2 separate regions of the Mus musculus genome follow, and region 2 is linked to region 1. A link is a loop called in an ENCODE intact Hi-C map of the cell type or tissue named here. Cell type or tissue: heart. All regions are shown on one strand. Links, peaks and the distances in the headings refer to the core of each region. The heading gives the core; the rest is flanking DNA. Region 1 holds the start of Gm24221 (a small nucleolar RNA gene). Region 2 has its middle 38 kb from the start of Gm36597.

Region 1 (12,962 bases), core at 2,924-10,923:
GGCCCAAGTGTCACTGTAGTGTGGACTGTTAGCAGACTTTCTAAAGAGCTGGTGGTGAGGATCAGTCAGCCTCCAGGGGTCCCTGAGTAAGTGAAAGAGCCAAAGGTAACATTTACCTAGCATTATTCTGTAAGAGTTTTGGATTTCCTAGGCTAGCAGTGTGGCTATGGAAGCTGGCCCACCTGGTCTTGTTTTCTGTTCAAGACTTGGCTAGTTGCTGTATCCAGTCTCTAGCTGCTTTGTGGGTTCTTCTTTCTTCTACCCTTCTCCATCATTCTTCTACTCTTACAAACCCCTAACACTAGATAGGAGAGGAAAACGGATAGAAAGGAAAGGGGGCAACATTTTTATTAGACTACTTCCTGCTGATTAGAGATATTGAGTTCCTTGGGGAAAGTTTGATCTTCACTATTAGGATATCTAATTTCTTCTTGTTGTTGTTTCTTCTTTGTGCACCACTACTTAACAAACCTACTTAACAAAGTGCAACCACCAACAATGAACCAACAACCAACAATCTATCATACCTCTTAGGGCTCTAGTTTGTATATATTCTCTGAAAAGTCCCCAGAATTCCAAAATTGCTGAAACTATTTGCTGCTGGCAATATTACACCCCTGCTAGAGTACTAGGCGAATCATAGTCAGCTGCTGTGGACAATCTAAAGCAGTCTCATATCCCACATCTGGGATTAAAATGAAAGCATATTCCCATAATCTCTCTCTCTCTCCCTCTCCCTCTCCCTCTCCCTCTCCCTCTCCCTCTCCCTCTCCCTCTCCCTCTCCCTCTCTCTCTCTCTCTCTCTCTCTCTCTCTCTCTCTCTCTCCCTCTCCCTCTCTCTCCCTCTCTCTCCCTCTCTCTCCCTCTCCCTCTCCCTCTCCCTCTCTCTCTCTCTCTCTCTCTCTCTCTCTCTCTCTCTCTCTCTCGGTGTTTTAAAGAAACCAAAATTCTCACTACAAGTTGCCTTTCAAGAATAATTGTTTCATAGTTTAAATTAGGGAGCCTGATCTTTCATTTTATAAAAACATCTTCACAAAGGTAGACAGTGCTGAAAGGTACCTGTGAAGAAATGCTACACATCCAGATTTCATATGCATCAAGAACATGTTAAACCTGGTCTGGGAGAGGGTGCAGGAGATGTAGCTCAGCTAATAGAATGCTTTTCTATCATGCATGAAGCCATGGGTTGGACTCCTCAGCACCACGTGAGAGCAGGCGTGAGGTGCACACATGTAATGCTAGCCCAAGAGTCGCGTCAGGAAGGCCAAAAATTTAAGATCCTTTGTAGATACATAGTAAGTTCAAGCCACCCTGGCTATTAGAAATTGTACCCCCAAATAAAATCTGATCTTGAACATTCACCGAGGTCTGTTGCTCTTGCTTCGGGTCCCTGAACTACTCTGTGAGATTCATGGCCTCACATTCCACATAATAGGTTCAAAATGTGACCTCAAGTGTTCACAGAAGTGCTGAAACTCATATGTATCTGACCCCAGAACACTGCTTCAAGAGTACACTATAGACGGGGTACACTGAGAAAGCAATGTGATAGAATGTTCTGTGATGGTCCCCACAAAGTGCTCTGTACTACCTACCTAGTATTCAGAAGTAAAGCTTTTAGCTGTTATATTTTACTTTAGTTGAGTCTGCTCAGAGTTCTCTATATGTTAACATACTTCACGCTATTGTTTTCAAACACCATGGTCCACAGACCCCATCAGAGTCCTGACTTACAGTTGCCCCAGAGCCTCAGGTTTGCAGCATCCCTGCAACAAACATTTCTATTTAGAAATAGCATAGTACATGGAGAGATGGCTCAGTGGTTAAGAGCACTGACTGCTCTTTCAGAGGTCCTGAGTTCAAATCCTAGCAACCACATAGTGGCTCACAACCATCAGATATGGGATCTGATGCCCTATACTGGTGTGTCTGAGGACAGCTACACTGTACTCACATAAATCAATCAATCAATCAATCAATCAATCAATCAATCAATCAAAAAAAGAGAAAGAAATAGCATAGTATAAAGATTCAAGCTGTAGAGACAGTCACAGAGAGGTGATGCCATGGATGGTGTTAATAGTATCCTTGGGCTTCTTTTTTTTTTTTTAAAGAGGGAGCCTGGGTGGAGGTTAAGATGAGCTAATAAGGTCCATCCATAACAATTCCAGGGCGTTGGCAGGAGGAAGATTTCCTTAGTTCCAGCCCCAGGAGGGAAGCTTCCAACCAGCTCAGGGATGTGCTAGGCTAGCAACTATCTTCCTTCAGGGAAGGGATATCAGTCTATTTTCTCTTGTCCCTGTGGGATGATCCTATGGGCTGGGTCAGGAGGAGGAAGGGCAGGGGTGGGATAACCTGGCATTGTTTCATATGCTCATATTGCTGAGTTCCTCACAAGATGAAGCAAGACAGGCTCTGCCTTAAAATAGAACTTTATCCCAAGTCTTGTTTTTTCCTTCTGGCTTTTCCAAAAGCTAACTAAGTTTAATTAAAAAAATATCATTACAGGGGAATTAGTTAGGAGGGGGGATCTGAACTCAGTGCACACAGGCATTGTTCTAGATATTATTTTCTAAATTCTGTGCTCATATAATATTTTCATTATATTAGATAGTAAGGATAAAAGTAGAAGATCATCTATTATGGAAAACTTAGGACAAAAGTGAAAATGCACTCTCATGTAGCTATCACTGATGGAGAGTGACCTGTGCCTTCAGTGTCTCTCAGCCACTGGGGGTAAATTTGAAGTAAACTTCATACAACATTTTGTCCTCCAGCCTGTATTCTGATTGGTAAGAACATAAGCACACACTCCTGTGATACGGGAGTTTATGGTAATGTGTTAAGCACCTTATATCATATCCAGTGAGCATTCCTCTGACTTTATGGTGTCACAAATGCCTTCAAAAGGTATTTTGTTTGAAAAACAGGCTCAAAACAAGCTGTGTGTAATGTTCCTAGTGGGCAAGTCACACTCTCCCTTCATTCCAAGGTTACAGTTGCCAGCTGTACTGTGCACTGATTTTGATTGTGCTAATTAACAATGTGTTACATGTTGACCTCTGAGTCTATCATCAACCAGGGACATTTCTGGCTCCTGCTGCTTCTGCAGTCAGCCCACCCCTCCACAGCCGGGCTCCTCTTAACAGGCATTTTTACCTGTTCCTGGGAGTTCTCATCAGGTGTTTTTTGGTGTATGTGTCTTGTCTGTGAGACTCATTTGTGTTGGTGTGATTGACATTTTATTTTCAGTAATCCCCTGGTGAATTATAAACTCTTCTGCCATTCATATGATATAGATTGCTTTTGTATGGGCTGTTATTCTCAGCTCTGCTACTGGTCATTTTGTCCTTGTGTTTTACAACTGAACCCTCTTTTCTGAAATAGCTTAATAGACTACCTGTACATTCTAGCCTTTAGAAACCCTCCTTGCAGTTTTCAAAGTGGGAGTTCCAGTTATCCCAGGCCCTTAAAAATACTGGACACGGGTGGAGCTGCAGATCTCAAATCTCTCTGAAGACAACTGTGACACACCAATGGGGAACACCACACCACAGCACTTTTTCATGTGCTAAATGCTGAGCAAAGTATTGTAGAGCTTATTATGCGAAAATAGCATAAAACTCCCTCCAAGCCACGTGGACAGATGCGTCGGAAGCAGGAGTGAGTTCTGTCTTTTGACTTGAGTCCCATCCCGTGGATGTCACATAATGCATGTCTGAATATTCCAGTAGCTGAACAACACAAAATCTGTAACACCATTGTTTTGGTTATATTAGGTGAGAAATACTTGTGTATGCTATCTTTCTTTCATTTTAAGGTTATTTTTAAAGATTTATCTTATTTTTAAAAATTGTGTATACATGTATGTGTCTTATGTATGGATTTGTGCACCTGAGTGTAGGGTAGGCTTGGAGTCTAGAAGAGGAAATCAGATCCCTTAGGGATGCTGGATGTGGGTGCTGAGAACAGAACTCAGGGCCTCTGTGTTATTTATTTATTTATTTATTTATTTATTTATTTATTTATTTTCAAAAACAATTTTTATTAGATATTTTCTTCATTTACATTTCTTTTTTAATTTATTAGGTATTTTTTTCATTTACATTTCCAATGCTATCCCAAAAGTATCCCCCATACCCTGCCCCCATAACTCCCCTACCCTCCCACTCCCACTTCTTGGCCCTGGCATTCCCCTGTACTGAGGCATATAAAGTTTGCAAGACCAAGGGGCCTCTCTTTCCAATGATGGCCAACTAGGCCATCTTCTACTACATATGCAACTAGAGACACGAGCTCCGGGGGGGAGGGGGTACTGGTTAGTTCATATTGTTGTTCCACCTATAGGGTTGCAGACCCCTTTAGCTCCTTGGGTACTTTCTCTAGCTCCTCCATTGGGGGCCCTGTGATCCGTCCAATAGCTGACTGTGAGCATCCACTTCTATGTTTGCTAGGCCCTGGCATAGCCTTACAAGAGAAAGCTATATCAGGGTCCTTTCAGCAAAATCTTGCTAGTGTATGCAATGGTGTCAGCATTTGGAGGCTGATTATGGGATGGATCCGTGGGTATGACAGTCTCTAGATGGTCCATCCTTTCATCTCATCTCCAAACTTTGTCTCTGTAACTCCTTCCATGGGTGTTTTGATCCCAGTTCTAAGAAGGGGCAAAGTGTCCACACTTTTGTCTTCCTTCTTCTTGAGTTTCATGTGTTTTGCACATAGTATCTTGTATCTTGAGTATTCTAAGTTTCTGGGCTAATATCCACTTATCAGTGAGTACATATCATGTGAGTTCTTTTGTGATTGGGTTACCTCACTCAGGATGATGCCCTCCAGGGTATTTGCCAGGCACTGGCAAAGCCTCACAAGATATAGCTATATCAGGGTCCTGCCAGCAAAATCTTGCTGACATATGCAATAGTGTCTGAGTTTGGTGGCTGTTTATGAGATGCATCCCCAGGTGGGGCAGTCTCTGGATGGTTCTTCCTTCTGTCTCATCTCCAAACTTTGTCTCTGTAACTCCTTCCATGGATATTTTGTTCCCCATTCTAAGGAGGAACAAAGTATCCACACTTTTGTCTTCCTTCTTCTTGAGTTTCATGTGCTTTGCAAATTGTATCTTGGGTATTCTAAGTTTCTGGGCTAATATCCACTTATCAGTCAGTGCATATCATGTGAGTTCTTTTGTGATTGGGTTACCTCACTCAGGATGATTGCCTCCAGATCCATCTATTCACCTAAGAATTTCATAAATTCATTGTTTTTAATAGCTGAGTAGTACTCCATTGTGAGAATGTACCACATTTTCTGTATCTATTCCTCTGTTGAGGGACATTTGGGTTCTTTCCAGCTTCTGGCTATTATAAATAAGGCTGCTATGAACATAGTAGAGCATGCGTCCTTATTACAAGTTGGAACATCTTCTGGGTATATGCCCAGGAGAGGTATCCTTTGTACTCTTGACTGCTGAGCCATCTCACCAGAAATGGTTGGTTTTATATGGTGACAGATTATTTCTTTGCCCAAGCCCTTACTAGGCCTCTACTGTGACCTGTAAGGACTTGAACAAACACTATTTCTAACAGCTTAGCCATGTTTCCCAATTCCACCCTCTCTAGAGCACATGGACTGCCAAGATGGTGTCCTGCTTGAGCCAGCCTTCCCTGAGTGTAGAGCTCCATCTGCAGTCCCAGTAACCAGGGAAGCCAGAATCTTAGCCCTGGTGACAGGCTGCTGGTAGATACTGCAGGCTTAGTCACAGCTGCTGACTCTTAGCTACATCTCACTTATCTGAGTCCCCTGCAGCCTGTTCTCCATTCTCCTCCTTCCTCTCTCCTTATTTTCTCTATTGCAAGCAGATTTCTCCTTTGCACAAATTGAATATGAGCTCATTTACACTGACTCCTTCTGGTTGCAGTAGACCTGACTGACCTCACTCTGCCATCTAGTGATGGGGGATGTGTTTTTTTTTTTTTTTTATGTGCTCACTGGCCACACTTCTTTTCTGTTTATTTTACTTTGCATATTTATTTTTTGTTTATTAGGTTGGGCTATCTTCCTGAGTGTTCTTGTGTGTATAAATGTTTTTCCCTGTATTGAGAACATATCATTCTCAGAGAACCAGATGCATTAGTTAGGACCACACAGTTGAAAAATTAAAGAACATAAATTAAACATAAGGCAGTTGCAAGATAATGAATGTCCTTGGAGAATTTAGAAAGGGTGGGATCATGCATGGGGCCTCTTCAGAGGAGGCCTAATCCCTGGGAAGAACAAGAATAGGGAAAATGTAATAAAAACAGAAATTCCATAGAGGGAATGTGTATGGTAAGGAATAGATCATTTGCCTATATGTGCTAGGCTATGGGTTCTGTGCCCAGCACTACCAAGGGGAAAAAAGACATAGCAATGTAGAAGAAAGGATGGAATCTTTAAGATAATTGGAAGGTTTCTGTGAAGTCGTGCATCTGTGGATGCCAAGAAAAAGAGTGCAAACCAGAGTATGTGAAATTGTGGATAGAGTAGCTATTGTGAAGAACATTGGAAGGCAGAATGCAAAACAACCCTAGTTTATTTGGTGTGTTTTACATGATTAGGGAACTCTCTATGTGTCTCTAAAATAGCTTTTGCTGTACAAATTGAGAATGGTTGCTTCTGTGACTTTATTATATTATCACTCTGATGAGGCCCATTCTTATGCACCCACTGTAATAGTCCTGTGAGTCTGAAGCTGCCATCAGTGTTGAGGCTTCTCAAGGACTTGCTTTGCTGGGTGGGGAACATCCTGCCTGGGGGAACTTGCCTTTCCTGAAGGAAAAGTGAGGTGTCCCAAGCGGAAGGAAAAGACATTCAGAACTAGGGAAGTTGTCCACTCCCAGGAATGATGGGGGAGGGATGGCTAGGGAGTAGCCTGGAAAGGTTCAGAAGGGGACAGTCCCAAGCTACCAGGTCATTGTGGCCACTGTTATTCAGGACAATGCAAGCTTCAACTTGGCCTACCCTCATTCTCATGCAGATCTGTAGTCATATCCATGAGCCATCATGGAATAGTCCATCTTGGGAGGAGATGAGAGTTGGTGTGCTGGAACCCAGACCAGAGTGCTGCAGAATGAGTCTCAGCCATATACGTTCATGCTTGGCTTAGGGAAGGAGCTCTGTAAACATGTGATGCTGTTCATCTTTCCAGGTTGTGTAACAGGTGGACATGAGCCAGGTCCTTCTGCATGCAGGATTTTCTTTGCCAGGGATGCTTCACTCCTGGAATATACAGCACTCAGTTCCAAGAGCTCATTGCGGCCATATTTTCTGCTTCCTTAGACCAGTGATCATCTCTCAAGTGAAGAGGCAAGGTTTGTCTAGGGATGCCTAGAGTGAGTTGCTGGCCTGTTGAAAGCACTGAATGTTGTGAGCTTCATGTTGACAGAGGATAAGCAATTATGCCTAAAGACCACAAGACACTTGAACTTTCATGAAGTAGATTTTAGAAATATCCATTCACATAATTCACTAAAGCATCTTATGGCCTACTGGGCCAGATAAATTTTACTTTATGCTGTTTGGGGTGTATTTACAGACTTTATTCTACCTTATATTTTTCTAGTCAAAGAAGTATGTAGGGAAACTATGTTAAAGTTTTTCCTTTGCCTAGATTAGTCTAATCATTGCTTACTTAGCTTTTCCTTATTTTTCTACAAACCCTTACAAGACACTCCCATGGGCCAGAAGCAGCGCTCCTCTCTGGAGGCTCAAGACAGAGGTCTCTGAAGGCAGGACCATCTTGTGAGAGGGATGATACCCAATAGGGCATCACATTAGGCGCTAGCTGATTTATTAATTCCACTTCTGTCTGGAATGTTGAATGCCTCGCCCCCACCCCCCAAGTGACAGATCTTTCATCTTCACATGGTAGAGGGCAAAGGACAAAGAGGCAAAGATGGTACCAATTTCATTCACGGGAGCACAGATTTGATGTCTGAGTCACCTCTTAAGGTCTCATTTCTTAGTACTCAGACAAAGAAACTAAAGTTCAACATGGGTTTGGGATGCAATAAGCACTAAAACCATAGCAGACACCTCAGCTCTTTGTAAAGACCTTTAATTTGATGCTGCAAACGTTAGGTGGAAACTCAATTTTCACATATAGACAAAAGCAAAGGAACGGGTCCAGGTGAGTTTGTGGGTTTAGCATGTATCAAGTGTTTGGAATGAGAATGTAGCAAAAGTTTGGAAAGGAATATTTTTCCTGATTGAGGAGACAGCAGGAACTGGGTTTGTTTTCAGTAGAGAATTTAGCTCCATCAAGTGTTCAGACTTTGACAGGAACAATGTATGCATGTATTAGTTTTATAACCAAAAATAAACTTAGCTTAGACATTTCCATTTTGGGAAAAACTAAAAGCAGAATCAAAATTAGTGTTTTACAAAATTTGTATTACAAGCCAAATAAGAGAATTACCTTACCAGGTCTGTAAATCTTGGTAGGGACAGAGCTATGTGCATCTACTGCAAGTTATGTGCAGACCAGCAAACATTTTCCTACTAGGAACCATCTCACTCAATTGAGGTGATTCCTCAGTTGCCATGGAGAAGTTGTAAATTGGAATGGAAGTCGAAACAGGCCATACTCAAGTTACCAGGGTCACTGGTCTCAAAGGACTTGGCTGTGTCATAGCCACTGACAGATGAAGTGTGCATATTTGGTCTCATGGCTGCAAGAAAAAATAGATTGCACACATTTGGATTAAGTTTTTCAGTTAACATATAAAACAATAGGTCTGGAACTGTTAGACTCAAATCTGCACACAATCAAATTGTAGCCTTTGAGGCAAAGCTTGCCACATCTGGAGGCAAAAGCACTGGTCCATTTAAACAGCTTGCCTCTCTGCTCTCTGTATATGTGGCTGACAGACCTTTGTTTTCTGTGTCCCATCCATCTGCTGTTCTTGAAGAAAAACTCATTCCCCAAATCACCCTCAATGGGAAGCAAGCCATTTTACTCTAAGGCCATTTCTGCCCTATAAGTTCTGTAAGTTTAGCTGGTCTACAGCTGCCTACATCCAGTTGTGAGATCTTTTTCCTTTGAATTGAATGGACTCTGAGAGGCAGAATCTGGGAGATTTGCATTTCTAGTGGGAACAGTTTGTTTAGTTTCATTGTCGCCCTCACAGACTTGGTCATCAGTGAAAGTTCCTGCAGCTCTTGTTTGACGATGCTGACACTTAGCAGGGAGGATGATGATTGTATCTTCCGGAGTGTCATGAGATGAGGTCCCAGAGGGACTCACTCCCTGCAGAATGCTCTGAGAAAACGAGGAAGACCTGGCTGCACTGAGGCCACCAGGCTTTGTGGGTGTCAACTTCCAGCTTGTTCTGGGATTCTGCTCAGCAGATAACATGTGTGCACCTCCCACATTTACATAAATACACACATATTTAAACGCAGAAACACACTTTCTGCTCTATTGTTGGCCTTTTTCATTATTTTTATTGATAGTGCTGGACATTCTGTCTAGTATTCCATGAGTGCTCAATAAATATTTCTGAAAGAATAAATAAAGACACAACGGAATGGCTTTCCCAACTTTCCCAGGGAAACAAAGCAACAACAGTATCTTCATCATGTTACTGTGGTACCCTAAATTTTCCATAAAGCAAGAGCGTTAGTGCTGCAGCTTTCTGTGTGTGCATGTGTGTGAACACATTTATGTGAAATGCTTTTTAGCTTTATGAAAAATCACATAGTAGATGCGAATGAGCATGCCAAGTTGGGCAGAGAAAAACCCATAAAGTCTCAACTCTGAAGAAAGAATTATAGGTAAATCAGAAAATCTGGGAGCAAAAAATGATTTTCTCCAAGGGAGAGTACACCAATTGGCTGTGCAGTGCCAAGCAGTCAGCCCTGAAAACATACATGCAAGTAACATCATATGGGCTGTGCAGGTTGTATTTAGGAATATATGTATATATACAAATATATATATATATATATATATATATATATATATATGTGTGTGTGTGTGTGTGTGTGTGTGTGTATGTATACATGTCATTCACATATATGTATATATGAGAATAATTGATGAAAAAGAGGCCATGAATTTGAAGAAGAGAAGGGAGGGATGTATGAGAGGATTTGGAGGGAAGATAGGGAAGGGAAAGATATTGTAAATAAATTAGAACTTCAAAAATTAGCAAAATGACATCATTTATCAGTGGCAAAGTGGAAGAATGATGCTAAATGAAATAAGCCAGATATGGAAGTCAGACTGTGCATCTCATTTGTATGGAATCTAAAATAGTCAAATTCATAGAGTGAGTGGGAACCAGGGATGGTGAGGAGGATGGGGAGATGAGCATCAATGGGTTTGACATGTCAGTTAAACAAGGATTTCTGAGATCTGTCATACAGCAGAGTTATTATAATTAATTATAGTGCATTTGTATTTATGACTTTTGCATGATTGTTACAAAAATACTCAAGAACCACAATCTAATAGAAGAATATGTTCTTTTTTGACGATGGTATCAAAATTCAGTCTATGATCACTTGGTTCCATGATGTTGGATAGAACATCTTGAGGTAGGACCATGAAGTGAGACTTTTTTTCATATCAGGTAGACAGAAAGCTGAGAAAGACACACAGAAGAACAGCAAGGCAGGACCACGATTTAGGCTCCAAGGATCTGTCCACAATGACCCACTTCCTCCATTAAGTTTCTTCCTCTTAAAAGTTTCCAAAACCTCTTAAGTCAGCCCCTCAAGCTAGGGGACAAGCACCTAACAGGCGGGTCTATAGGGGATATCTCATATTTAAACCATAACAAAATTATGTATTTCAAAATAGCTGAGAAAATGTCAAATTCATGAGAAGCCTGACTTCCAATGAAGATCAGGTAGGGTGCTAAAAGTGGCTACAGGCTCCTTAGTACTCAAAGCAGACTCCACTATTTGCAGAGGACCAAGCCTTAATGCCATTCCCACACTTGAGCTTGTTGATCCAGAGAGGGAAAAGCTAGTTTTTAATGATAGCATTGCTTTTGTACATATGAATGGGCAGTTTCTATTTTCTCCTAAAACTAGAGTGGTTTAGAAATGTAGACCGATAATGATCAGTCTAAAGAGATAAGTGATCTCAGTGCCCAGATGTCAAGATAGCTTCTTAGTATGGGACATGGCAGCCATTGCTCCAAAGTCCAGGGGTTTCTCCTTGGCATCCCATCACCCTTTTCTCCCTGGAAAGGCATTTGCAATTCTGGACAGGCACATGGGTTGTCTTCTAAAGAAGGAATGTGTTCCCTGGCCAGACGCCATGGCTTACTTGATGTGTGTATTACGTTGAACATCACAGGGAACAAATAAAACTTTTATGAAAGTGTCTATAGAACAGGAATGCTGAAAGCCTCACTTATGTTTCACAGGTGCCAAACATTAGCCTGCATTCTTGCCAGCACTGAAGTGCCGATTGAAATGGTGTGGTAGTCAGCTTTCTGTGACTGTGACAAAATACCGTAAATAATCAGCTTGAAAGAAGAAAGGTTTATTTTGGCTCCCAGGACTTCTCAGCACCAGATTGGATGGCCCCATTGCTCTGGGATTGTAAGAAGTCAGTACAGTAAAGCTAGGCTTCCTCCAGCTCAGTGGTTCTCAACCTGTGGGTCATGACCCCTTTGTATAAGTAACATATCAGATATCCTGCATATCAGATATTATGGTTTATAACATTATCAAAATTACAGTTATAAAATAGCGACGAAGATATGTTTATGGTTGGAAGTCAACACAACATATAGACCTGTGTTGAGGGGTTCACAGCATTAGGAAGGTTGAGAACCATTGGCTTAGCTGAATCAGTGTGCTGTAGGTTTACTAAGGGACTCCATCCCAGAAAGCAAAGTGGTTAGTGAATAAATGACAGACTGGGGACCATGTCTTTATCATATGGGTCTTTTGGGGAAGTGGTGACAGTCATTCAAACAATAGCCAACAAACAGAGCTTTTGTATCCTGTTACTTTGTGCAAACCACCTCAGGAAATCTGATGTCTTGAATCAGCCTCAGTTCCTCAATTTCTTTGCTATTGTTTCCCCACTTCCACTGTGCTTGATGCCTACTGAAGTGATGCTCAGAGACTGGGCATCGTGTTTTATCTTACAGGACACTAACAGAAATAGAAGAAGAACACTTCTCAAATGTTTCCCCTACCTCAACCTCTTCAAGGACACCGCGGTCAGTGAAAATGATATGGATACCGTACCATCTGGGCCTCCTGCTCTGATTTATGAAGAGAGGGCCAAGGATATGTGCTGGTCACTTGTGTGGGAAGTGATGGTGGGAACTGCACTGGAGTTTTCTGATGTGTCTACATGTATCTGTCACTGATATGTCAGCTCTACCCTCATCTCCAAAGCTACAATTACTCCCACATGAAAAGTATCATGGACATTGTAGTATAAGAGAGTTCAGTGGGAGTACGAGGACCTGAGTTCAGACCCACAGCCCCCATGTAAAAATCTAAGTGTGGTGACACATGCCTGTTAACCGTGCACTGGGGAGATAGAGATGGAAATCCCCAGGGTTCATCAACCAGCCAGGCTAGCTGAATCAGTGAGCTTCAAGGCTAATGTGAGACTCTATCTCAAAACATAAAGTAGAATATAAAGATAGAGTCTAGCAAGCATGCTATGGACTGGATCATTGCCCCAGCTCTTTGCTGAGACTTCTTAGCCATTCTGGATAAACAGACACTGACTCTTGGAATAAGTCATGGGCTAAAACTTTGAGTGACAAGGACATCTGAGGATTCTTTGTGGAGCTAAAACATGCGGGCTGTAGTGTTTCTGCTAGAAGCAGGTATTGATCATGGCATGGTGGAATCTTTCTGGAAACTTCTTTGTAAGTTTCTTACCTTTAATTCGGCTGACACAGTATGGAGAAAACTGTTCCTGACAGGGGTCTTAAAAGTTC
Region 2 (12,962 bases), core at 1,565-9,564, 58 kb after region 1:
TGGGAAAAGGCCTCTATGGTATATGATCTGCAACACTTCTGACTCAAGTCCTCTACTTTCTATCCGTTGCCATGATACGATGCTGTGGCCAAGGATCAAGCCTAAGTGCTATGCTACCCTTACCATGGTGGTCATAGTCCCTGAAACCATTAGCCAAATAGAGCTCCCTTCTCTTAATGTTTTTCTGTCATGCATAGTGTCACAGCTACAAGCAAAGTAACAAGTATTAAAATATATACATATTTTTGCAAGCATAAATGCTTAGATGTATTAATGATAATTGCATAGTATGAAAGTCGGGAGCAGACAATCTCTCCTATTCATGAAGGATCCAGAAGCTGAGATGTCTAAGCATGGACCTCTGTGGTTAGTTATAGACCCAGTTTGGACACTGTGGATCTATGAAGACTCGAATGAGTACCTATGTCCTTTAGAGGAGATGTTTGAAAGTCCCAGAGGGCGACCCCTTCCCATGCTCCAAACTGAGCTCTGGGAACCTTTTATCTTTGCAAATGCAGATCTACTCAGGACACATCTTTTGAAGTATCAAGGGAATTTCAGCAGTTGTACCCATAACGTCAAAACTTATACACAAAATCAACAATGTCATAGTGAAGTCACACAAAGTCAAATTAGTAGAATGTAAACTTGAGCTTCGTAAAATCCCTCCCACAACTTAACCTTCAGGATCTGAATGGAGCAAAGAAGAAAAATGCAGCACAGTGAATTTTAAACAATGCCGACCACTAGGAAGTAGGAAAATAACTTTAAAAAGGGGGAAAAGAGCCAAGCATGGTACCACGCACCTTTAATACCAGCACTTGGGAGGTACTAGGTGGGTTACTTAGGTGGATTTCTGTGAGCTCGAGGCCAGCCTGGCCAACATAGTGATACCCTGTATAGAATAAAAACAAAGCAACAAAATAAATAATAAAAAGAAGAAAAAAAAACAATTAAAAAGAAAATCTGACATTTGAGAAAGTCCATTGTAGGGATGGACTATCAGTGATTTGGTACAGATTGTCCATAAAAGTTAGTCAGTTTTTACTGCTCTGGAGTTTCCCCTCTTGAGAAATTTCTGTGTTTTTTTTTTTTTTCTTTCAGAGTGTCTGTCTTCTAAGACAGTTGTTCTCAATCTTCCTAATACTCTGACCCTTTAGTATAGTTCCTTACACTGTTGTGATGCTCAACCATAAAATTGTTTTGTGGTTACTTCGTAAGTATAACTCTGCTGCTGTTATGAATCATAATGTGAATATCTGACACACAGGGTGATCCTAGGCAACCCCTGTAAAAGGGTTGTTGAACCTCCAAAGAGGTCACCACCTACACGTTGAGAATCACTTTCCCAGGAGACTGGCCCACATCATTTTCTGTCACTGCTCCTCTGTAAGTCTTGTAACTGAAGACAGCATTTCTGACTACAATTGCCTATCTTCTGTGTCCTGCTGCTTTATTTTTGGGGTGAATGTATACCCTTTCACGTGTTCTCTCATACAGGCCATAGATTTATTGGGGACAGCACTAGAGGTTGAATTGTTAAAGCAGCTGCATTAGTGACTTCTTATCCTACCAGGCACATAATTACTTCTCAACCAGCCAATGACTTCCTAGGTCCCTTTAGGCAAATGTGGTTTTAATCCATTAGAAGCTGCTGGGATTCATTAGCTGGAAGAAGGGTCGCCAAGGCAGACAAATATTCATTTTCAACTGGCTAATCTCCCCAATGTTTGGCTTTCTACTTTCTACCCCCCTCTTCATTTTTTTTCTCACAGAAGTGAGTTTTTAAGATTCCATCTTTCATTATTTAGATGATGAGGACGTGAGACTGAATTTTTATTTCTTTTTCTTTTTCTTGCTTTTTGCATATGCACGTGTGTATACCCACATGCTTCCATAGGCACACACTTGCTATGATGTATACATGGAGATCAGAGGACAGATCTTGGTTGGTTTTCTCCTTCCACTGTAAGCTCTGGGGATTCAGTTCTGGTTCTCAGCCTTGTGCAATGAACACTTTTGCTCTGAGCCACTTTGCTGCCCAGAATTTAGACTTCTTGAGATTGTGATTTTTAGGGACTTTAGGCTTTGAGAATTTTTCTCTTTCGGGATCTCAACATTTGGGGTAATGGTGTTTGGGTTGGGTTTTTCAGGATTAGAATTTACTTCAGACCCGGAATTAGCTTTGGGGAAAGTGGGAATATGGAAAAGACCATGGGGAAAAAAACATTAGCAGGTGTGGTGATGTGCAGCCAGCTTTCCTAGGCTCAGGGCTGCCAGGGTTCTGACTTATGTGATATGCAGGATGCCTCTCCCTGCCCGCATAATGGAGGGAGTAGCACCGGCCTTCATCCACTGCTGCATCACTGCCTCAGAAGTCTTCCTCTACAGAATTAACTCTACAGGACCTTCTCTGCCCAGCTCACATGATGACCACACTTGGACTATGAAAGCCAGCAGACACTCACAGATGCTTGCTTCCAGCAGCTGTTGGCTTGTGGTACAAGGTGCTACAATAGAGCATGCCAGCAGCTGCTAACATCTGTATTTGTTTGTGGAAACTCCATCCTCACTATAGCTGCTGCTTTCTCACTGTTTCGGGTGTCTGCTTTCCTTTCTCTATCATCCTAGACTGCTTCTCTGTGTTTCCTTCCATGTCTTTAAACTAGAACACCAAGATTAGCTATAATCAAATGGAATAACAGGGCATTTCTGTGTATAAAATTCTCACATATACAAAAAATATGACTCAAATTATCAAAATAGACTTGGGTTGATATGCAGATATTGCACTCATTTATCATGAGAAAAAGCAAGACTTTGGGTTAAGTTATTATATAGACTCTAGACTTCTCAGAATCTACCTGAAGTCCCAGCCTGGATTGTATCTGTCCAAGTTCTGAACCACTCATTCATCCATGGACATCCCTGTCTCTATGTCAGGGCACTGAGATGCAAATAATAACAAAGGTAGTTGATGATCATGCAACTAGAACAAAAGGATAGATAATGCCCAGAGACATGAAATATGTAACAGCAATTTGCAGAAAGCATGTCAGGTTGATTGCCATGCATTCACAAAGAAAAATGTCTTTTCTCCCCTGATAATTCAATAAAAAAAGAAATTGGTCTTCATAGGAGCCCAGTACAGCAAAGATTTCTTTGAGCATGCACAATCCTAGAAATGGAATAAACACTGTCAAGAGTTGAGATGATAAGTTCTGAGACTGTGGCATTGACATCACTGTCCCAGGTTTAGCAGACTTCGTTCTAATGGCCATCCTGCCCTGTCCATCAGTGTGGCCAGCTCATCCACTCTCTTAGCTTCTGCTCTATGGTTTCCAGGCACTTTTATACTTTTGTTTCTTCTACACATGGAAATCGTGACTTTAAATGGCACCATATCCAACAGAGAAACAGAGACTGGTAGAGAATACTCCTTTCTAATTTTGTCTCTTTTCTACCCGAGACACTTGATGATCACTTTCTTTCATCCTGTGACATACAACTACTTGTCTTTATTTCTGATGTACTGTCTTCTCCTCTGAGAGGTTGCCTGGGGATACCCAAGCAAACTGCTTATGTATTTGAGTCACTGTCAGCTTCGGGGTAGGGAGGCTCAATCTTATAAGACCACCTCTTATTACCATAAAACTGAGTTATGTTTTGACTGCACAAACATGTATATTCCCTGAGGGTGGACAGGTGTGATTTGTGTATCTCATCCATACTTAGTCAATAGTACCATATGGTAGACCCTTCAAGTATTCTGTGAACTTATCAAACATATGTGGTATTAGCATCACATGGTCCTCTGTATCTGCAGGATTCTTGTTCATGTACTCAGACAGCTGCAAAGGGAAAAGTTTTACAGTGCTGGGTGAGTTGAAAATATAAGCATTGTCTTCTTATTGTTCCTTACCCAATTTAGTAGAACAAGTATTTACAAAAAGTTATCACAAGGAAGTGTTTGAAATGATATGTGTGGGATCCAAGTGGAGACAGAGTTGGGTGGGGAGGAGGTGTGGGATGTGGAGCAGTCGGAGGGAGGATGGGGAGGGGTAGGGGTGTAATATAGAGTGCAAAAAATGAATTACAAATAAAATAAAATTTAAAAAAATATGACCATTTTCTGCAAAGGTCAATTTGGTATTCAGAGGTTCCTAGAACCACTTCTTTATAGATTCGGAAGGACATATATTCCCATTTTTAAGTTAAGACACCAGAGTTGAAGGGCAGGGTTGCGGAAGTCAGCAGAGTCAAGCCTGCCAGGTGGATTTGCTAGAAGTTAGCTCGTTGGCTTGAAGGCATGGTGCTCAATTCCAGCCCTGTTTAACCTAGCCTGTATTGCAGCTGGGTCAGTGTGTCTAGAGTAAGGAAGGCTGTTCTGCAGTAGGATTGTTAAACCGTCAAAGGGTAGCCATCTATGCTATTTACTCTTTGCTCCTTTTCTCTTTCATGGGCTGCCGGGGAACCCAAATCCAAAAATATGCTCACTTGTAGAACACTTGACTTTATTCTATGTAGTTTTTTTTCTCTCGGCTACTTTTTAAAATTAATGGGATATACTTCTTTATGTCCCATTTATTTTAAAAAGTTTACTTTCATTAATCATGTTTCCCTACATGCATTGCAAAATGCTTCTTGTGGACTCTCAAAGAGAATCCAAGGAAGAAGGAAGTGGAGTCATGCCACAGAGCTGAGTAGTAATATTTGGTGGTAGTCATTGTCTCACTTGAGCTCTGGCTTCTGTTTGGGTCTAGGAGTCCCTCTTCTGTATTTGGAAATTCAGTTTCATTTGGGTAATTAGAGACTAAGAACACAGGATGCCTTTCACATGCAGCTGCCTAAGCCAGTGTTAGCAGATCGCAGAAACTTCAGGGTGGCCTGCACTTTTCCTCTCCTTTGCATGTCTAATGGCTCCCAGCTGTGGTCTCCCACTGCCCAGCCTCTGGGAAACCACACACTGATAGGACCTGGGCTTTGAATCTTGCAGCACTTGCCACTTGATTTTTAAGTGAAGAATGCTCAAAATAACTGCTCTTGCAAAGGAGAGGCACTTAGGGACACTTCCACACACAGAGCACTGCCAATGACTCATAATCAGGATATAAAAAGAAAAAAAACCCTGCCTGCCTGCTAAGGATTAATTCTTTTCTTATCCTTTGATTTTTATTCCCTCAAAGACAATTTTAGTCACAGTGACAATTTCACTTGTAATGTTTCATGGACATGTTCTAAGATTCTCTTCTCTCTTCTAGAAAGGCATATTTTGTATTCTCATTATCTAAAGACCCCTGCCTACAAAGTCTGACACTTCAGAAGGTTTTGAACTGCCCTATATCTATTTATATCTGTATATATCTATATCTATATCTATATCTATATCTATATCTATATCTATATCTATATCTATATCTATATCTATATCTATATCTATATCTATATCTATATCATCTATATTCTGTTCTTTCTTATTGGCTTGTGCTGGAAACCTCATGGGGCTCACTTGATTTTATATTGATAAAGTAGATATGGTCCCAAGCTACTTCAAATGTGAATGAGAAGTAGGCTGTAAATAAAGAGTGGCATTTGGGTTAATTCTAGGGGGTGTGGTCAACCCATTTCTGCCAGGGGAAGGAAGATATCCAATTTTAAAGGAAATCATGGAGACTCCTGTGAAGAAAATGGAATGACAGACAGTGCAAGAGGAAATAAGAGAGTCATCTTGGACATCAAAGCCTAAAAGAAAGGACCATCGCTAGCATGGATGGCAGCTATAAGATAAGAGACAGATTTGGCTCCAGGACAATGGCATCCTCAACAAGGCCTACTAATATGAAGATAAGTCTGCCTTAAGCAGCCACCCAATGCCCAAACCCCATGGATGTGGGCAGCAAGCTGTGGCAGTCTCACTCCATACAGATAGGCACAGGAAGAGGGGCAGAGAAGAAAAGAAAGAAGGAGGAGAAGAGGGAAAGAGAAGGAAAGAAGGTAGGAGGAGGCAGTGGTGGCAAGGAGGAAAATCCCAGGTAGAAAGGAGTGAAGCAATGAGCAGCTGGAGACCAGCTCACCTAAAAGCTGCTTTCAAGTCAAATAATGTATGTAAGACCTTGAGGTCTTACTCACAAGTTGTGTATAGGTAACTTCAAGTTCAGGATTGTGATGAAACAAACTTCATTACAATCCAGTAATTCACACACCACTAAAATGACTGATAGCAATACTAGAATCAGCTGTGATTTCATTGTGGTTTGCTTCTGGCTCTGTTGGAAGGTGGTGGAACCTTTCTGAGGTGGGGCCCACTGGGAGGTTTTATATCATTGGACATGTTTGAATACGAAATGTCCTCCACCTCAGGCTTATGTGTTAAATGCTTGTGTACTAACAGAAGGCAATATTTGGAGAGGCTGTCGAATCTTTTTGAGTTAGGGCTTAGCTTGAGAAAGTAGGTCACAGGGGCGGGGAGCATGCTTGCAGACTTCGTGTCTCTGCGTACTTCCTGTTCTGCTCTCTGTTTCCTGATCTGCTGTGGGTCATCAGTCACCCATGAACTAACCTGTTCAGCTGTTTCTTCCTGCCACGATGGACTAAAGCCATCTGTAACCATGAGCCTAAGCAAATTCTTCCCTGAGGAAGTTGTTTCTTTCTAGTATTTACAGTCACATAAATGTGACTCCTGCCTTCTTTTACTTTCCTGAAACATACATAGAGTAAAGAAGGAAGATCCTCAAGTCTCGTCAATGTCACCCAGCAAAGAATAGGGTTTGCAGTGAAAGTGGATCTAAAATAACAAAATGCTCCAAGCAGAATCCTATATTGGTTCGACACCATGAAAAACCAGAAATAAGAGCCAGACTTCTCACAATCCTAGACTTAAAAGGAAAGATAACTGCCTTAAAAGGAAAGAAGACCTGCATCTGCAACCCCTACAGATCAGAGTCACGCACTCATTTCTTCTGCCCATTTCTCAGATCAGAAAAGCAAGATCCTGAGAGGCTCTGTGACTATGTTTCTCCTGACCCAGACCTTTATGTGTGGATAGACTCAGAAACCCAAGGAAATCTGCAGGCTGAAGAGAAAGGCTGCCACATTCTGGGTTGTCCTCCCTCGTATAAAGTGGCAGTCTTGTAGAATTTTACTAAGTCTGGTGGTTTCAAGGATTTGTTTGGGAGTTTTTCAGGTACAAATAATTCAGATGGCCCATGAGGCTCATCAGCACCATATATTGAGTCTCAGTGAGTCAGTCACAGGGGAAGACAATTGATTCTCAATGGGGAGTGAGCCAGCTTCAGGTATCCCACAAACTGGCCTCTGTGATATCACAGAATGACTGTCAGGTTCTTAGTTTTAATCAGAGAGGAACGAACTCAGTGGGTCCTTTCAAATTTCTGTTTCTACTCAGTGTATGAGTGTTTGGCTGCATGTATGTGGCTCCATGAGGTGTATGCCAGGTTCCCATGGAGGGAATTAGATCCCTTGGAACTGGAATTAAAGATGGATATAAGCCATGATATAAGTCCTGGAAACTGAACCCGAGTCTTCTGTAAGAGCAGCAAATCCTCTTAACCACTGAGCCATCTCTCCAGTTCCCATACCACCTCGCATCTATTGAAGTAGAACCTCAGTGTCCACTCAAAAGTTAGAGGCCTCACCAGGAGGTCCTATGCCTGTAATTCAACTTGTTGCTGTGGGAAGTGTATTACATAGAGTTTACTTGCTTGGGGCCTGCAATCTCGTATTGTCAGGAGCAGACCCTCTACTACCCCAAACAACTCACTACATTTGATATGCTTCTAATAGTTTGGCCAATTAACTTAATTTTAAAGCTTCTAAAATTGTTTCCACCATCTTGTGTCATAATGTAGTAGGGAAAGGCCTCTAGGGCCCAAGGGATAGCCAGGAGGTGGCCTCTACTAATCCCTTCTCTCTATATCTTCTCTCTATCTATACTCAGTGGCCTGAGTATTATCTATCCTTCTTGCAAGTACATGGATAGTGCCTTCCCCTCCCCACATACATCGGCAGTTTTTGTTTTTCTCCCACGTGACCTGGAAAGTACATGATACTCCCCATGTGACCTGATCAGTCTCTTCCTCTGCTCATGTGCCTTGGAAAGTGTCTACCCTTCTCTCATATAACCTGGGAAATGTCTACTTGTCCCCCTCAACATGATCAAGCAGTGTCTCTTCCTGATGTGTTTTGGACTGTGCTTGCCCCTCCCCATGTAACCTGGGCCTCTCTTGACCTTCTGTTTCTGTAGTCTTCAATCTTCACGGTACATGTGGATTGCACCTGCCTTGAAGCTATCATTTATTTTTATCTATCTATCTATCTATCTATCTATCTATCTATCTATCTATCATCTATCTATTTTATTGTTTGTTTGTTGCCATTTTGGGGATCAAACTCAGTGCATTGTGTACACTAACCCAGTATTCTAGCACTGACTTCAGCCCAATCTTACCATGAACATCAAATAACTTAGATATAAAAAAATCTCATGGACAGACCTTCAAAGATCCGTACCAATATTCTTCAAACTATTCCACAAAATAGAAACAGAAGGAACACTACCCAATTCATTCTACGAAGCCACAGTTATGCTGTGGATTCTCCCTTGGAGATGGAATGGTTTCTGTCTAATCAGGAACTTTTCACAATTTCCTTTCATAGAGGATTTCATAGCATATTTTTTCTACTTCTATCATGTTTAATGTTCCAAATAGATTTTAAAAACTGGTTGAGTGCATATTACTTTTAGCTTCAGAAGATATCATGTATATTTAAGAGACATTTATCTATTATAAAATTTTTCGATGACTTAAAAATATCAATACTGAGTTGTATATTTTAAAATAAATTTTATTAATTTAATAAAAATAAAAATAAAAACCCTGCACACAAAAAATGAAAGGACAATAAAAAATAAGAAAATTCTCATGGAACGGTCACTTTGGATAACTGTATAGACCTTTTCACTTCCACTGGAATAGGCAAGCACAATGGGGTCTGAAGTCAGGGACACTTGGAGTCGGGCTTCTGTCAAGCTTACTTTCCAGGAGAACTTTTATTTCCTCTGTGTCTGTGTGTATTTTGTGTCTGTAGTGATATGATTTCACAGTCGCCCACCAAGAGTTATTTTAGACCTTGCTGTCTGAATCTAGAATCCTTTCAAAGCTTCTAATTTCTACTGAACACAAACATCTCTTGAAAGTCTGGGGTTGGGGGTGGTGGAAAGTGGGGGTTGGAAGATTCCAGAAACAGAAAAAAGTTGTAAATCTACATAAAGCTATGACAGTTCAAAGAACAGTTATCCTTCCTAAGTTGAAGTTTCATGACAATGGAGTTCACCATGATACAAAATGGAGACTAGCCTGGGAAGAACTGTTCAGGCCTGTGTGTAACAGTGAACAGAACACAAGGAGAAGAAAAGATCACTTGTCTGCAAATGGCTCATTAGTTCCTGCTGCAGTGGCTCTTTTACAATTTAGATTTAAGATGGTCCCAACAGACCTGTGTGGCCAAGAGCTTGGTGCTACTGGGAGGTTATAGAAAGCTTTAAGAGATGGGGCCCTGTGAGAGGTCTGAGGTCATTGGAGGATTGCTTCTGGAAGAGACTTTGAGATCCTTGTCTTTGCTTCTCTTTTACCTGCTGCTCAGCCACCAAGGGGAGCAATTTTGTTCCTCCATGCATTTCCTGTTGAGATGTCCCAAAGCAACAGGTCCAATTGGTTGTAAACCAAACCTCCCAAAGTGTTAGCTACTTTTTAGTTTTCACCTTTCCTCTTTAAAAATTGAATAGCTCAGATATTTTGTTGTAATAATAAATTGCTTCCTAACATAGACACTTACATACAACCTTCCCAAACCCTATTTAGAATTTGGCAGGTGGTCAGTATGTGACAAGAAGGCAGATGATATAAGGCATGGCTCTTTTGTGTGCTATTGGCTAAATCACTGAGACACCTGCCTGGTGTGTGCAGCTACCAGGTCCCCGGAGCTTGCTGTAGGCATCTGCCTATGCTGCACTAGTGTGAAAGGGAGGCTACATTCATTGTAGGTGAGGGACAGCTATTGCTCATATGAGCAGAAAATTGTGGCCAAATAGCTGATTATTCCTGTACAGATTAGGATTAAATAAGCTATATATAAGTATTTATTACACACACACACACACACATATTTAGGATTTATTTATTTTTATGTGTCTAAGTGTTTGCCTGTATACTACATTTGTGCAGTGCTCAAAGAGGCTAGAAGAAGCTGTTGTATTCCCTGGGATTAGAGTTACAAAGAGTTGTTAGCTACTATGTGGGTGGTAGGAATTAAACCCTACCCTCTGGAAACCAGTGCTCTTAACTGCTGAGTCATCTCTCCCGCTCCCCAGTTAAAGGATTCTTAAGACTGGGTTACCACACTTGGGATGATATTCTCAAATTCCAACCATTTTCCTGCAAAATTCATGATGTCTTTGTTTTTAATAGATAATTAGTATAGATTAGTATAGTATAGTACTCTAATGTGTAGAGTCATCACATTCTCTTTATCTATTCTTCAGCTGAGGAATATCTAGGTTGTTTCCAGTTGCTAGGTTTTACAAATAAATCTGCTATAAACAAATATCTTTGTGGAATGGTGAAGCATCTTTTGGGTTTATGTCCAGGAGTGGTATAGCTGGGTCTTGAGACAGAACTATTCCCAGTTTTATGAATAACTGCCAAATTGATTTCCAAAGTGATTGTATAAGCCTGCACTTTCACTTACAATGGAGGAGTGTTCCCCCCTTGCTCCACATCCTCCCTGGCATGTGTTATCTTTTGACGTTTTGATATTAGCAATTCTTATGGGTATAAAATGGTACTTCAGAGTTGTTTTGATTTTCATTTTCCTGATGACTAAGGACTTTGTGCTCATGTATATATGGATATTAGTCACAAAATACAGCATACCCTTTGTGATAGTTGGAATATGCTTGGCCCAGGGAGTGGCACTATTAAGAGGTATAGCCTTGTTGAAATAGGTGTGGTCTTGTTAGTGGAAGTGTGTCATTGTGGGCCTGGATTTTAAGACCCTAATCTTAGCTTCCTGGAAGCCAGTCTTCTTTCCTAGCTGCCTACAGAACAAGAGGTGGAACATCCAGCCCCATGTCTGCCTGGATGCTGACATGATCCCACCTTGCTAAAAATGAAATGAACCTTTGGACCTATAAGCCAGCCCCAATTAAATGTTGTTCTTTATAAGAGTTGCCTTCATCATGGTGTCTGTTCTCAGCAGTAAAACCCTAATTAAGACACCCATGCTACAATCCACAGATGGAAAGAAACTAAACAAGAAGAAAGGCACAAATGAAGGTGCTTGGATCTCACTTAGAATAGGGAATAAAATAGTTATAAAAGGCAGATGGAGAGAGAGAACTGTGTGGGAGATGGGGAGGGCAATGTGGTGTTCAGGACCAGATATGGAGAGGAATAGGAGATGGTCACATCGCCATGAGAATGAATGGAAATCTGCATCTGACAGTCATGGGGAGGTGATGGGCATCTCTAGGACCAGGCAGGGACCTGGGATGAGGGAGACACCCAAAAATCAATGGGGATATGGAACTTGAAGAAGACACCTCCTGTAGCCAGACAAGAACCCCAGTGGGTCTATAGGGACACTAACCCACCCACAAAACTTTCAACCCAAAATTTATTAGGTCTACAAGAAATGCAGGCATGGAGGATAGAGCAGAGACTGGGGGAATGGCTGATCAATAACCAATCCAACCTGAGACCCATCCCATGGACAAGCACCAGTCCCTGACACTATTAATGATACTCTGTTGTGCTTGCAGACAGGAGTCTAACATTTCCGTCTTCTGAGAGGCTCCACCCAACAGTTGACTCAGACTGACGCATTCATCCACAGTGGAAGGATCTTGGGGACTCTTATGGAAGAATTGTGGGGAAGGACTGAAGGCCCTGAAGGGGATAAGAACTCCACAGAAAGCCCATCAGAGTCAACTAACCTGGACCATTGGATCTCTCAGAGACTGAACCACCAACTAAAGAACATACACAGGCTAGACCTAAGCCTCCCACACATATGAGTAGATGAGCAGTTTGGTCTTTATGTGGGTCCCGAACAACTGGGGTGAGGGTTATCCCAAAAGCTGTTTGTTGCCTGTCTGTGGGATATGCTCTTCTAGTTGTGTTGCCTTGTCTGGCCTCAGTGGGATACGATGTGCTTATCCTTGCAGAGACTTGATGTGTCTGTGTAGGGGGATACTCAGGGACACCCACCCACTCAGAGGAGAAGGGGAGGGGTGAGGGAAGGATTGTGAGAGGGGCTGACTGGAAGGGGGCAGTAAATAAGTAAAAAACATTAAAATTACTCTAAAAAAATATGACTCCCAGCCTCTCAAAAAAGGATTCTTTTTTTCCCTTTTTTTATTGGATATTTTTTTCATTTACATTTCAAATGCTATCCCAAAAGTCCCCTATACCCTCCCCCTGCCCTGTTCCCCTACCCACTCACTCCCACTTCTTGGCCCTAGCTTTCCCCTGTACTAGGGCATATAAAGTTTGCTAGACCAAGGGTCCTCTCTTCCCAATGATGGCCAACTCGGCCATCTTCTGCTACATATGCAGCTAGAGACATGAGTTCTGGGGATACTGATTAGTTCATATTGTTGTTCCACCTATAAGGTTGCAGACCCCCTTCAGTTCTTGGGTACTTTCTTTAGCTCTTACATTGGGGGACCTGTGTTCCATCCTATAGATGACTGTGAGCATCCACTTCTGTATTTGCCAGGCACTGGCAAAGCCTCACAGGAGACAGCTATATCAGGGTCCTTTCAGCAAAATCTTTCTGTCATATGCAATAGTGTCTGGGTTTGGTGGCTGATTATGGGATGGACCCCTGGGTAGGGCAGTCTCTGAATGGTCCATTAGCACTAAACTTTGTCTCTGCAACTC

Evidence for each region. A loop is a pair of places that touch in the nucleus more often than their neighbours do. Peaks named below come from ENCODE experiments on the same cell type or tissue, not always from the same donor. Only the 100,000 strongest peaks of a DNase experiment are listed, where the experiment ranks them.
Region 2: a loop joins it to region 1, with 1.9 times the contacts of the local background. A loop is called at or near these places in 2 of 42 quality-filtered maps.

The regions. Positions count from the first base shown.
Region 1 is chr2:148,142,753-148,155,714 of GRCm38, forward strand. Gm24221 (a small nucleolar RNA gene) reads left to right here and starts at 8,391; the gene lies at 8,391-8,710. In heart, for the core only: a CTCF peak has its summit at 5,906 (motif pointing left); a DNase peak (open chromatin) is centred at 6,849.
Region 2 is chr2:148,201,842-148,214,803 of GRCm38, forward strand. No RefSeq gene overlaps it. Among named protein-coding and RNA genes, the nearest start is that of Gm36597, 38 kb to the left of the region's middle. In heart, for the core only: no CTCF peak of the experiment used is centred there; no DNase peak of the experiment used is centred there; H3K27me3 peaks cover 470 bases.